2 separate regions of the Homo sapiens genome follow, and region 2 is linked to region 1. A link is a contact called in ENCODE Hi-C or POLR2A ChIA-PET data. All regions are on one chromosome and are shown on one strand. The core of a region is the stretch at or near the end of the contact, and the rest is flanking DNA. Distances in the headings are between cores, read along the strand shown.

What was found. A loop is a pair of places that touch in the nucleus more often than their neighbours do. ChIA-PET counts read pairs that join two places held with the same protein, here RNA polymerase II (POLR2A).
Region 2: a map of endothelial cell of umbilical vein shows a loop between it and region 1 (11-fold over the local background). The contact joins two enhancer-like sites. A Hi-C loop is called at or near these places in 1 of 168 maps with a recorded cell type or tissue (endothelial cell of umbilical vein). POLR2A ChIA-PET finds 5 or more read pairs at or near these places in 1 of 52 experiments (naive thymus-derived CD4-positive, alpha-beta T cell).

What each region holds. Positions count from the first base shown.
Region 1 is chr6:4,809,575-4,814,320 of GRCh38, forward strand. All of the region lies in intron 1 of CDYL (chromodomain Y like), which reads left to right. Among named protein-coding and RNA genes, the nearest start is that of CDYL, 36 kb to the left of the region's middle. Within about 2 kb of position 2,742, at least 2 of the 41 ENCODE cell types and tissues checked have a DNase peak (open chromatin) inside an H3K27ac peak, as active enhancers do; they include endothelial cell of umbilical vein, where a contact is called at or near this core.
Region 2 is chr6:5,051,608-5,056,367 of GRCh38, forward strand. All of the region lies in intron 2 of LYRM4-AS1 (LYRM4 antisense RNA 1), which reads left to right. It also overlaps a transcript of LYRM4 not described here. Among named protein-coding and RNA genes, the nearest start is that of PPP1R3G, 31 kb to the right of the region's middle. Within about 2 kb of position 2,629, at least 2 of the 41 ENCODE cell types and tissues checked have a DNase peak (open chromatin) inside an H3K27ac peak, as active enhancers do; they include endothelial cell of umbilical vein, where a contact is called at or near this core.

The DNA of each region.
Region 1 (4,746 bases), core at 1,492-3,991:
GTATTATATTAGTCCTTGGTGATCCTTTGTATGGTAGGGGTATTATATTAGTCCTTGGTGATATTTTGTATGGTAGGGGTATTATATTAGTCCTTGGCGATATTTTGTATGGTAGGGGTATTATATTAGTCCTTGGCGATACTTTGTATGGTAGGGGTATTATATTAGTCCTTGGCGATACTTTGTATGGTAGGGGTATTATATTAGTCCTTGGCGATACTTTGTATGGTAGGGGTATTATATTAGTCCTTGGCGATACTTTGTATGGTAGGGGTATTATATTAGTCCTTGGCGATACTTTGTATGGTAGGGGTATTATATTAGTCCTTGGCGATACTTTGTATGGTAGGGGTATTATATTAGTCCTTGGCGATATTTTGTATGGTAGGGGTATTATGTTAGTCCTTGGTGATATTTTGTATAGTAGGGGTATTATATTAGTCCTTGGTGATATTTTGTATGGTAGGGGTATTATATTAGTCCTTGGTGATGTTTCTTGGACATACTTTCTCCCCGTTGGCTTTTGACTTTGATCTTGGTGTATGTGTGTGTGTTTATTTTTGCCTTTATGACTCGCCCTTGCCTACGGGATAATGACATAATGCATAGTTGTCTAAGTGTGTGATGGGTTACCCTTTGCCTTTTGTTGTTTGCATTGTACTTCCTAACTCCTACTTCACAAGATTTCAGTTCAGGCATCAGTTCCGAAATGATTTCTCAACTAGCATGAGTTAAAGAAAGAGATTATGTTCTGCCTTCTCAGAGGGTGCTACTTTTAAAAGTTGTTTGATCCTCATGGTACCCTTTAATGACTCCCTGTGATTATATGTCTAGTACCAGTTAACTATGTCAGAGTTACTTTCAGATTTTATCAGTTGTTGTGACTGTATGGGATGACTCAGTGTTGGACCTGAGACTTTGCCTCCAATTTTAATATATTTCATGAATCCATTTCCACTAAAATCTTTTTTGTTTTAGTATATAATAAAATCTACACATCTCAGTTTTGACTTGCCTGGTGTCATAGTCCATTTGGAGAGCTGTAACAAAATACTATAAACTGGGAGGCTTAGAAATAACATAAATGTATGCTCATAGTCCTGGGGGCCCAGAAGTCCAAGGTCAAGGCACCCAGCAGATTGGTGCCTGGCGAGGGCTGCTCTCTGCCCTTCTCACAGTGTCCTCACATGGTGGAAGGGACTAGCCAGGTCTCTTATCAGGGCACCAATCCCATTCATGAGGGCAGAGCCTTGTGCCACTCTCCTATGTATGAGACCTAGTTATTTCTCAAAAGTCTAACCTTTTAGTACCATCATACTAGGGATTGGGTTTCAACATAGGAAATTTTGGGGGACACAAATATTCAGACCATAGCAAGTGGTCATTTGTGTCTATTCAGTTATTGCAGGCAATTCCTTCAGTAAATAGAGAAAGAGCTTGTCAATGCATATCATCTTGTGTCAGATCAGCCGTACAGAGGTCCATTTACTGGGAGCTAATGAAGCTTCAGTTTCAGGTCTGACAGAAGTTTTTGATAGTTGGCGTTATAGAGGGGACATTTTTGCATGCTCATTAATTCTTTAGTAGTTAAGAAGGATTTCCTCTGGAAGCATTAATTAGCAAGAATATGAAGTAAAAGTAAAACATAGTAGACCATGTAAAAACTTCCTGAACTATGTTGCATAGATAATACTAAAGATAGAACTAGCAGTTGTTTATTTTTAATAAGCTCTCTAGACTTAAACTATTTTAAATAAAAACAGAGCACCTGACTTAAAATAGCATTTTTAAAAGTACCTCTTCAGTAGTAATAGGCTGTCACTGCTAGCTTATTGGTTATTTTCCCTCAGCTCTTGCTCTCTTCTGGTCAGTTATGGATTCTTGTTTGAGGAGAGGAGCTGGCAACACTAGTTGGCCCTCTCTGTACTTAACATCATGAGGCTCCTAGAATTTAGTAAGGAGATACTCAAAAGTAGTCTATATGGGTTTTTAAAAACTAGCTTTTAATTACACAAGTACTCAATGACATTATTCTTTTTTTTTTTTTTTTTTTGAGACAGGGTCTCTGTCATCCAGGCCATAATGCAGTGGTGCCATTATAGCTCACTGCAGCCTCAAACTCTTGGCCTCGAGTGATCTTCCTGCCCTGCCTTTCCAAAGCTCTGGGATTACAGGCATGAGCCACCACCCCTGGCCTCTCTCTTCTTTAACAAATACTAAATTAATTTATTTAGTTTAGAGATGGGTCTCACTGTTACCCGGGCTGGTCTGGAACATTATAAAGACTCCTGTTGGCCATCTCACTTGACTGTTGTCTTCCACCCTCTTCCCCATTCATCAGCTCTTAGTGTTGGTCTCCCCTGGAACCTTCCACATCATCTCCTGTGCCTTTGCTGTCTGCAGGGTGGTCCATGGACTGGCAGCAGCATCAAGCTTGCTGGAGTTGGTTAGAAATGCAGACTCTGAGGCACCGCCCCAATCCAGTTGAATTGGAATCTGCATCTTAACAAGATCTTTGGTGATTTGTAGGGACATGGTTTTGTATACATGTTTTCTATAGTGAACATAGAAAGTACTGCCAATGTGTGTTTAGAATGTACACAAACGATATGATGTAACTTTTTCCATCAACAAGATGCCCTAGATACCTCTAAAGATCACTCTGTGTGGTGTGTGTAGACCTGTCTCATTCTTTCTTAGTTGCTTCCTAACTTTACTTCTGCAGTGTTAAATGATTAGTCACTTCCCCATTGAAGGACATTAAGGTTGTCTGCAGCTTTTGTTTTTTTGGGATGTCCGGTGTAGCGGTGAACTCACTCTAGGGCACGTCTTGTGTACATGTGCCCAGAAAGTAGCTGGATAGAAGAGTGTGAACATTTTTAACTTAAACATCCTGCTAAATTGCCCTCCAAACTGGTTGTATCAATCTGACTCTTACTTTGTTTCAGTGATCAATTTACATAGTCTTTATTCTTTATAACATTGTTTTAATGGCCATAGCATTATAATGTTTTCATATCAAGTTGCCTATCCCTCCCCTTTGCTGTAATTCTTCAAAATTATATTGGCTTTTAAAGAAATTCCACAGTCTTCTATAGGAAATTTAAAATCAGCCTGTCAAGTTCTGTGAAAAATTCTAGTAGGGATTTTTTTTTTTCATGGCTGAAGATTGTATTGAATTTCTAGATTAATTTGGGTTGGAGACTAGGTATGTGAAGTGTTGAGCCTTCTGATACTCATCTCTGAACATGGTATTTCTCCCAATTTACTTGTCTTCTTCTGTCCTTGAGTAAAGTTTTATAGCTGAATGTATAGGTATATGTGCATTTGTATGTGTGTGTTGTGTATTGTAGTTTTGTCTGTTTTCTTTTAGATTTATTCTTAGGTTGTTTTTCTAGCTATTACGAATAGGATTTTCAAAAAGACTGATTTCTAATTGATTGCCGTTGTATAGGAAAATCACTAAGTTTTCATATGTTTACCTTGTTCCTTTGCTGGACACTGTTTTAATGGTCAGTTAGAGCTCTAGGATTTTGGAGTCGGCAGTCTTCTACCTTCGAATTAATTATAGTTCGTACTTGCTTTTCCTTGTGTTTATGCATCCATTTCATTTTCTCATCTGGTGTAGGCTGGGAACTTCCAGGACCATTTTGAGTAGTAACATGGTAGAGAACACTGCCGTCGTCATCTTCGCCTACTGGAGTGCTTCTAGTGTTTCACCATTGAAGTATGAGCATTCCCAAAAATGTCTAGTTGTAGATATTCTATCCAGATTTGCTGGCGAAGAGGTCTTTGTTACTTTTTAAAATCATGAGTGGGTTTTAATTTGATGGTGTGCTTTTGCAGCATCCGCTGATATTCTTAGGTTTTCTCCTGTATCTAATGATGGTAGTGACAGATTTTCTAGGACTGAATTACCCTGTTATTTCAGGGACTTACTCTACTGGGTTATCATTTATTCTTCTGCCACTGATGGATTCATTTTGCTAAATTATGTGTTTAGGATGTGTAAATATCTGCTGTGAGATTGACGGATCCATTTGTGCATGTGTGTGTATATGTGCACATGCTGTTCTGGTTTTATTTTATCCGATTGTTATTAGAATCTAATTAGTTGTTTCTTGATGTTTTGGTGGAATTTGCCTCAAGTTTCTATCTCAGACTTGTAAACAGAATTGTTGGTGCAATTTGTTTTTTCGTTTTTCTGTTTTTTTTCAAGACAGGATCTTGCTCTGTAGCCCAGGCTGGAAGTGCTGTGGTGCGATTATGGCTCACTGCAGCCACAGCCTCCCAGGCTCCAACGATCCTTCCACCTCAGCCTCCCGGCTGGAACTACAGAAGTGTGCCACTATGCCTGGCTAATTTTTTTTTTTTTTTTTTTTGTAGAAACAGGATTTTACCACATTGCCTAGGTTGGTCTTGAACTCCAGCTTGAACTCAAGTGATCCACCCACCTTGGCCTCTCAAAGCATTGGGATTACAGGATAAGCCACTGCACCTGGCCAAGTATTTTTTATTTCTAATAACAATGAACTTTTGGTGCATCTGGATAGGTAGCATTCCCATTATTTTCATTTCCACATTGAGTTAAAATTATTTTTGGCAAACTTTTGGGAACAAAACATTTTCTTAAAATGTTGAAGTAAGTTTTCTTAAACTTTCTTAAAATGTTGAAGTAAGTTTTCTTAAACTTTGTGTAAGCAGCTATTTTTATGTTAGTTAATTATTTTAGAGTTGAAATCATGA
Region 2 (4,760 bases), core at 1,379-3,878, 240 kb after region 1:
GAGGAAGAAATTAAGACATTCCCAGATAAACAAAAGCTGAGGGAGTTTGTTACCACTAGACCTGCTGTCTTAGTCTGTTGTGTGTTGCTATAAAGAATGCCTGTTGCTAGGTAATTTTTTTTAATGAAAAAAGAAGTTTATTTGGCTTAGGATTCTCATGTCTGGAAAAGTTCAAGATTGGGCATCTAACAAAGGCATCAGGCTGCTTCCACTCATGGCAGAAGGTGAAGGGGAGCCGGGAAGTGCAGAGATCACATGGTGAGAGAGGAAGCAAGAGAGGTAGCAGGGAGATACCAGGCTCTTTTTAACAACCAACTCTCATGGGAGCTAATAGACTGAGAACTCACCCTCCCTGTGACTGTGTGGGTATTAATCTATTCATGAAGTGTCTGCCTCCATAACCCAAACACTTCCCATTAGGCCTCACTTCCCAGCACCACCACACCAGGGATTGAATTTCAACAAGAGGTTTGGAGGAGTCAAACATCCAAACTGTAGCACCTGCCTTGCAAGAAGGGAGTTCTTTAGGTTGAAATGAAAGGGCACTAAACAGTAACTCAAAGCTATATGAAAAATAAAGATCTCTGGCAAAAGTAAATATATAAACAATTATAAAATAGTATTATTGCAACTTTGATTTGTTACTTCCACTTTTTATTTTCTACATGATTCAAGAGAGTAATGTATTTAAAAACTTATTAGTTTATATTTCAGGTGACACAATGCACAAAGATGTCATTTTGTGATATCAATAGCTGAAAGGGGGTAGGAGCAGAGCTGCATAGAAGCAGAATATTTGTATGCTCTTGAAGTTAAGCTGGTATAAATTCAAACTACAGTGTATGCCTTTTTTTTGTTTTTTGTTTTGTAGAGATAGCATCTCACTATGTTGCCCAGGCTGTTCTCAAACTCCTGGCCTCAAGTGATTGTCCTGCCTTGGCCTCCCAAAGTGCTACAATTACAGGCAGGTGTAAGCCATCATGTCTGGCCCAGTGTATAACTTCAGGAAGGTAGTTTTAAAGATGAAAAATATTCTAGAGATGGATGGTGGTGACAGTTACATAATAATGCGAATGTACATAATGCCACTGAACTGTACACTGAAAATGGTTATATAATAGTTAATTTTATGTTATGCATATTTACAATCTTGAAAAATAATTTTTAAAAAATTAAAGAAGAGGCAGCTTATGCTGTCTAAGGAGCCCCTTTTTCTACCTGCACTCTCTATGCTTCACTCCTACTCACTTCACTTTTGAGGAGGAGCATGTACACTCATTTTTGAACTTGCTCTCATTAACTGATTCTTCTTTCTAAAGGATAATGCTTTTTCTTTCTCTCACTTTTGGTTATTACTAGTGAAGACCAGTTACTGTCTCTTATATTATGGAGCCATGCAAACTAAAAAACATATTATGATTATGTATAATAGAAAGAAAGGCAAGATATTTTTACTTCCCTTGGTGCTATGTAGTACTTGTTGTTTTGGATATGAAATGGTTAAGCAGTCATCCCCTTGGAAGCTCTGCAGAAAGTGGGGATGGGGGATTTTTTTAGATGATTTTAAACAGGAAATGCCATGATGATCTGTTTCCACCAGAATGGGTTTTTATGTTCAGCTCTTACTCTAAATCAGGAAGTTCTTGTTCCTGCCAGAAAGTGAGACAGATAAACCCTTTCCTCTACTGCAGCCCACTAACAGTTCCACAGAGCACAGGATCCAGAAAATGGAAATGGCTGGGTATAGGGTAAAGTATCTGACCCTACCTCAGGGCCATGAATATGGGGCTGGGGAGCAAGGAGAGAAGACAGGGATAGAGAAGCAGAGGGAGGAACATGGGAGCAGAAGAGGGAGAGATGGAAAGAGAAAGAAAACTGGTGAGGTGGCTTGCACTCGTAGTTCCAGCTACTTGGGAGGCTGAGGCAGGAGGATCACTTGAGCCCCAGAAGTTTGAGGCTGCAGCGAGCTATAATCCTGCCATTGCACTCCAGCCTGGGTGACAGAATGAAATCCTGTCTCTTGCAAAAAAAAAAAGAAAGAAAGAAAGAAAGAAAAGAAATTGGACATTAAAACCAGAATCCCTAGGAAATTATTTCTAGTATTTTTGTATTGTTTCCAAGTTAACTGTACAGACAATTGTAAGTAATAGGTCTGTATGGAGGAATCTCAGCCAGTTTCAAAGACTCTCTTTGTTGCCTTCATGAAGTCCCAAGGTAAGTAACCTATCAAGCATATATACATTCACTGGGTGCCTTCTGCCTATTACAGTAAAAAAAGCTAGAACTCATTCTGCCCCAAAACAGGTAAAGAGGCTCCCAGAATGTATTTTAATTGAACTTAAGATAGTCTGGTTATTCTACAAATTCTGAGAGTAACACCTGTGCTCTTGCTGACTCACCACCAGCAGAAAATGATTAAGATGGCTATTTACAGGGTACACAATGTTTTCTAGCTTAATTAGCCTCTTACCTTCATCCAGGAACTAACGCCAGATGCCTCTGTCCTCATGGCAGTCACCTGGCCATGACCAGAATCCCAGTTTGAGTGTCTCTGCAGGGAGGAAGAAAAGGGGTGGGAAAGGAAGGAAAGACATCACTATTTATCAAATGAATGCCTTGTCCCTGGCACTGTGCTTCCACATATGTTCCTGATTAATTGTCCCAACAACTCTGAGAGGTCGGTGTTAGTATGTTCAGTTTCCAGATGTGGAAACAGAGGCTTAAGGACTTGGAGTAATTTACTCAAGATCCCAGAGTCAGGAGAGAGGGAAGCCAAAATTGCAACTGTCCTGCTCCAGTGTGCATGGTCTTTTCATGGGAGGTTTGTGCAAACAACACCAAATCCTAAGCCTTTACTCTCAGCTTCCAATCATGCAGAGTATTTCCTGACAAATTCCTGGTAACAGCATTATTCTACAGCATGCCCCGGGAGTCTTGGGAGTCATACTTGGTTACGAGAAGTGCAAAACAAAAATAAAACTCTAAGCGCCCCCAACCAACTGAATGGATCCCTCTCTTGGCCAAGAAGGATTCCAAAAAATACCTGAAAAACCACATCAGCCCATGATGGGAAGGAGGAGTCAGACTTACCTCCTTCTACTGTCTTCCCTTTGGAGTTTAGACGTGACTGACCAACATTAACATTGACTCAGAGACCTTAAGACTGAAAAAACAGACTCTTTGTAGCAATAACATACCACATTCCAACCTGACTCTGGTATGGAATCACATGACGGATATCAGGCCCTGAAAGAAATGGCAGTATTTTATCCCAAAATATATTCCCTTGACATATTTTGAAATGACCCTGAAAACCTGTCTCTTGTGGGGGAAATTTGCTTTCTATAGAGAATCTTCTTCCCTTATTAGGCCTTTTCTGGAGAGTCTGACACCTTTTAGGGTCAGACAAGAGACATTCACTGCTTATTCTCTCTGAAACCTGCTATTTGGAGGCTTCATCTACATGACAAGAACCTTGGCTTAAGCTCCAGCTTAACTCTTTCAACCAATTGCCAGTCAGGAAATCTTTGAATCCACCTATGACCTCGAAGACCCTGCTTCGAGAAGTCCTGCCTTTCTGGGTTGACCCAATGTATACCTTACATGTATTCATTTATGTATTTCCCTGGTAACTTCTGTCTCCCTAGAAGGTATAAAACCAAGCTGTAACCCAGCCACCTTGGGCACATGTTCTCAGGACCTCCTGAGGCTGTGTCACTGGCCATGGTCCTTAACCTTGGCAAAATAAACCTCTAAATTAATTGAGATAAGTCTCAAATACGTTCTGGTTTACAGAAGAAAAGTAGAAATGGGAGTAAGAGTAGGCCAAAGAAGAGAAGAATGGACACGGTTTCACCCTGATGAAGTCACTGTGCCTAGTAATATCTCAGACCTGTGATTATTACATTGCCTGGCCAAATAGGACACGTTCCTCAAGATTAGGCTCAAATGCTACCTAATATCTGTCCCACTTCATACTCCCCACCCTGGAATCCTCTTGGCTCAGTTAAAAGTGTTTCACGTTCTTGACTGGTATCTCCAGACTGAATATACCTTCACTCTACCCTCCACCCCTAAACCACTCAGGTCCAGAGATAGTTTCTAAGTGGGAGAAAGGATCCTTAGCTAAGACATCTCTGGTCCCCATGCCAGAATCTACTCAGAGGGTCAGTTTGTGGCTTCCCTTCAGTGGGGCTTGAGAGACAGGGCCAAAGGGACTCACCAACATAACCTTGAAACAGTTAAAAACCACGTGCACCCTGCCAGATAGACCTACTAGAATCTCAGGCCAGTGGTTATTCAAGTTTTTGGTCTTTGGATCTCCTTCCTTCTTTCCTTCCTTCCCTCTTTCTTTTCTTTTCTTTCTTTCTCTCTCTTTCTTTCATCTCTCTTTCTCTTTCTTTTTATTATTAGAGACAGGGTCTTGCTATGTTGCCCAGGCTGAAATGCAGTGGCTATTCAACAAGTGCCATCTTAGCCTCCTGAGCACAAGCAATCCTCCCACCCACTTAGTCTCTTGAGTAGCTGGGACTACAGACACATGCCACCGTGCCTGCCTGGCTTTTTTGCAAATCTTTTTAATGATTGGCTTTTTAAAAAACAGTTGGATCCTCATATCTACTTCTGCATTCAACCAGTTGTGATATGTTTTCTGCTTGAAGGATATGAAGAAAATCCAGCCTCGGATAGATAAATAGTTGGAAAAGGAAAGAGTGTCTTTAATGGCCTTTTCAGAAGACTGTAGACATTCTTCTTTGATA